Linked DNA regions of Homo sapiens: region 1 is linked to region 2. The links are chromatin loops, found by intact Hi-C in ENCODE. Cell type or tissue: GM12878. All regions are shown on one strand.

The links. Hi-C counts contacts between places; a loop is a spot of excess contacts. Peaks named below come from ENCODE experiments on the same cell type or tissue, not always from the same donor. Only the 100,000 strongest peaks of a DNase experiment are listed, where the experiment ranks them.
Region 1: a loop joins it to region 2, with 2.1 times the contacts of the local background. A loop is called at or near these places in 1 of 110 quality-filtered maps.

Annotation. Positions count from the first base shown.
Region 1 is chr9:1,273,122-1,275,621 of GRCh38, reverse strand. No RefSeq gene overlaps it. Among named protein-coding and RNA genes, the nearest start is that of DMRT2, 220 kb to the right of the region's middle. RefSeq lists an enhancer at 1,374-1,875. In GM12878, no CTCF peak of the experiment used is centred here; a DNase peak (open chromatin) is centred at 1,560.
Region 2 is chr9:1,428,034-1,430,533 of GRCh38, reverse strand. The region is part of intron 3 of LOC102723803 (a long non-coding RNA gene); the gene reads right to left. Among named protein-coding and RNA genes, the nearest start is that of DMRT2, 380 kb to the right of the region's middle. In GM12878, a CTCF peak has its summit at 988; no DNase peak of the experiment used is centred here.

The sequences.
Region 1 (2,500 bases), 150 kb after region 2:
CTGCTTTCGATTCTTTGGGGTATATACCCAGAAACAAAATTGCTAAATCATACAGTAATTCTATTTTTGTTTTTTGAGGAACTGTCCTACTGCTTTCCACAGTGGTTGTATCATTTTACATTCACATCAAAAGCGCATAAGGATTTCATCTTTCTCCATGTCCTTGCCAACACTGGTTGTTTTCAGTTTGTTTTTTGGTTTTTTTTTTTTAATAGTAGCAATAGTAGTCACTCCTAATGGGTGTAAGGTGGCATCTCATTGTAGTTTTGATTTGCATTTTCCTAATGGTAGTGATGTTGAACATCTTTTTAACATGCCATTACTGGCCACGTGTATATCTTCTTTGGAGAAGTACCTATTCAAGTCCTTTTCCTACATTTGAATCCAGTTGTTTGTTTTTGTTGTTGTTGAGTTTTAGGAGTTCTCTGTATATTCTGGATATTAATCCCTTTATTCCATATGTGATTTGCAAATATTTTCTTCCATTCTATGGGTTGTCTTTTTACTCTGTTGATATTGTCTTTTGACGCACGAAATTTTTCAGTTTTCGTGAAGTCCCATTTGTCTATTTTTTCTCTTCTTGCCTGTGTTTCTGGTGTTATATCCAAGAAACCATTGCCAAATTCAACATCATGAAGATTTTTTCCTATGTTTTCTTCTAAGAATTTTATAATTTTATATCTTTCATTTAGGTCTTTGATCCATTTTGAGTTAATGCTTGTATATGATGTTAGATAATGGTCAAACCCCATTTTTTGCTTGTTGATATTCCATTTTCCCAACACCATATGTTGAATGTAATCACTGCTTTTTAACTTTTTTCAAGATCCTAACCAGAAAGAAAGGGAAAAAACGGCATTTCGAGAAATTATCCTGTATTATATTTTTATGTATTATATATCTTTAGGGAGAAATTTTTAGTGCCTTCAGGAATTTTTGAGGCATCTGCACGTATAAAATCAATTAATATGCCACTTACAAATTAGTATCATAACTTATGATAAACCTCCTGATTGCCACTAATCAGAGTGGATTGAATGAATGAATGAGTGAACAAAGGAATTGAATGAATGATATTTTTCAGTCATAGTATATCATTTTTAATTGGGATTTCATGTACTCATGCTACTCTCTTTTAAACAATAATATTGTACTAGAGTATCCCCACTTACTCTCAGCCTGACGATTACTTAATATTAATATCAAAATTCAACCAAATTGAATGTGGGATCTAGGTGGCAGCAGCACTGGCCTGTCCAACCATTGTCCATACCTGGCTCTCCATAAAACAGACCTTGACAGGTTTATTCTCATGTGAAATCACTTGGTGGTTTTGTGATTCAGATAAAATGTCCAACTCTGAGGAACTAGAATCCATCAACAGCTGCTTCCATATGAAATACTACAGAGAGACCGTAAAACTCAGGTCTGCAGAAAGAAAAGCAAACTGTCTCCTCCAGGATGCAACCACCTCAAATGAGCTTTCATCTAATGAAAGTGCACTAACCGCAGCAGCTTAGGAACATACATGGCTAACTGTCCTTTCTACAAACCATAGTAAAGATCCAAAGTGTTTGACCCCAACACCTGCCACAGAAAAGAACAGATGACTCACAACCCAGAGGTCTTGGCTTTCAACAGGATGCTAGTGGCTCGAATTATTCATGGAGTGACTCTGCTCTGGTGATTAAAGCAAAGTGGTAATACTTTGCATATGTCTGTGCTACAAGCATTTTTCATGGCACGACTGCAAATTTCTTATAGGAAGATCCAGACCAGGTTACATGAGAGGGACAAATCTTTCAACTCAATAAAACAGGGCAAATTTGGAAGGAAAATCTTGTTGGCTGGAAGTCAGAAGCTAAAAAGAGTAAACAGAATCACAACATAAAATTTTGTGTGTGATGATATGCAAATGACAGAAAAATAAAATATTTCTACTTAATGTGTGTCTCAATTTAGCCCACAGTTTGTATATTCTCCATATATCAACATACCAGGAAGAATGCAAGGGGTACTGTGCTATACTCAGAATATAGATAATCCCCTAAAAACTTACGGTTTATTTCACTTTTTAAATTAAGTAATGATTTAAATGTTTAAAGGAAAGTTAATCATTTCATAGTAATTTTCTTATGAATTAAATATGTATCGTTTAATTGGTATGGCTTAGAGTTTGGGAATTTCCTTGAAAGACTGCTCATCTACACTGAGAATACTACATGGAAAATACATTTCATACACTATAAACTTTCCAGCATTTTGTGTTCGAATGTAACTTTCCACTTCTCCAGGTAGATGTCACAAAATTTCAACTACACAGAATACATCTAGGAACATTCCTAGAAATTTTAAAGGTCTTGAGTTTTAAAGAAGAAAAAATATGTGTTACAAATCATCAGTAGTTTATTCTTAGGAGAGGCATAGCAACAAAGACTTCCTAAACAGCATTTAAAATTTTTCTAAGAGTTTAAAAAGTTAAGGAATTTTGAAACATCAA
Region 2 (2,500 bases):
ACTCTGTGTCAAAAAGTGCTTCAAATGAGTTCAACTCTCAATGTGAAAAGGTTTTAGAAATGTCTTATTCAATTTATATTTTCCTTTTTATGTACGCACAAGAATGTGTGATAAAAATTCTATGTTGCACTAAGTAAAAAATGAATTCTCTCCGTAAGTATGAGACAAAATGTATAAAAAAGCACAGAGCTATAACTTAATTGGCAGGGTTTTCTTTTTTTCTAGAGGTATATAGTGTAGTGATGTGATTTATAAGCAAGCACATATTATGAAATATGATACACATTTTTAGAGTTGCCTGGGATTTTCATTCATTTCATTTATTACAAATGTAATTCTATTTGTGTGATTATTTGTTTGATATCTATTTTCCCAACTTGTCTATCAAGATAGAGTGATGTCTAGAATAAGACAAAGATGCAATAAGTATTTTTCGGTGAATAAGTTGAATTTCTACATTAATGAATGAGTGAATGAAGCATGCTTAGACCTTTGCTTCTGGGTACACAAATGTAACCTGGGATCTCATACATCCACTCACTGACCTCTGGTGCTAGATGGTTGCAGGCTGAATCTGAGCTTCAAACGCATGTTGCTTGATGGAGTACATTCTTTAAAAAGTAAATAAATAAACAAAACTGAATGCATCTAGGTAGGGCATGCGGTCTCCAATTTGCTGTCCTGATCACTCTTATTCTTTTACATCTACATGATCTAACTGCCCCTCAAAGGCATTAGAATTTAAGATGCCTTCTCTGTGGTTTTATATTAACACATGATGACCATGTCCTACATACATATGGTCTGAAGGATGCTTATTGATTTGCAGTGAAAAGTCCTACCCCAGGCCATGGAGGTACTCATAAAACACTTATTGGGAAAATTTTGGAATATCTGGTTCACCAGGTTGCCTTGTTGTCACTGTAAAAATACAACACTGACACTTCACTCGGCCTGCAGCATGTCGCTAATGCTTGCTGCTGTCCACAGGTGGCAGTGGTCCTTCACTGTTGCAAAGCCTAGAAACACCAGCGTTACCTCTAGGCCTCCGAATCCTGGGCCCTGGGAGATGGTATCTGTGTTCCAGGCAGTCTGTCCATGTTATCACTCCACCTCTTGTTCGGTGTTACCTGCATGCAGTATTTGGACAGGGAGGCAGCACAGCCCCTTGTATTCCCATACAATGTGTTTACATTGCTAAAATATAAAAAGCAGTTTGCAGCTGAAAAGATATTTTTCCCATGTGGTTTAAACCAAGCATCTTTTCCAGTCTTTTCATTCAAATAAGAGTACAGGAAGGGAGAGGAGATTTTGTTGTGCATTTTATTCCCCTGCTAGTCTAATCTTTCTTTTACTGTTATCCTAACATACTAGTATATCTGAAACTTGCGTTGTCAAGTTTCAGATATACTAGTATGTTAAGATAACAAATGATGAATTTCATTTTTAAGGACATTTAAATGTCTCATTTTAGGACATTTTTAAGAAAACATTACGTGTTTTCCTTCTTTACAGTCTTCAATATGTGTATAGACAAAATGGGAAGCTCAGTTTTAAAGGGGTTGTAATCAAGTATATTCTAGCTCTAGCCAATTTCACAGATAAGTCAGACTTGTAGATATAAACTCTGAAAACTAGGATTCTGGGCTTCATCTTTTCTGTATTTAAGAAAGACTAGGCTGGGGACACTGCTTAGGAGTTAGCCCTGCTCTGCAAGGAGTAGCCTAAATAAATAAACAAACAAACCTAGGTTGGATGTGTTCTTTTTGTAATTCAGCTACAAAAGTGCTCTGGCTATCTTAAGAATAGCCCCACAAGTGTAAATATTCCTTAATAACACATAACAAAGTTTTAAATGCTTTTCTGTTGGACCATGATACTGTCTGCGGCAAGGAATAAGTTACAGCAAATAATTTTCAATGGACTAACTTCCCCAGAGAAAAGTTAGTCCCACTGTATATATACCATTAGCAAAGACATTTGCTGATGATTGTTTAAATGAAATCTTTACCCAAAGAGGAAAAAAATACGGTTATAAAGGCAATACTTACGTATATAGGATCAGCAACTCATCCCTCTTCATGCTATGAACTTAAGGAACTCTCAAGAAAAGTATAGCCTTTTAAAAAGTATAGATTGTTGAACAAATGGAACCTGTCTTAAGCCACTTGAACTGAACATTTTTCTGCAGAACTGTTCACATTTTTTAATTGATATAGAATTGCTCACGTATTTCTTGATAGGTAAAACACATTAAAGACAAATGGCCCCATTTAGACTTTAAAATAAAGGAAAAGAAAAAGGTGATAAAAAAAAACATGAACTATCTTCTCTTTATCTATTGTGAGAGATTTATTTCCCCTTCCTTCTCACTCAAAAGTAAAACAACCAGCATGGGGCTTTTCTGGCTTTGGCTGGGTTGGCTCCTCTACTGCAGCTGTACACATCTGGTGTCTGAGTTTCCACTTAAACATGACTTCACAATATCATCGCACAAGCC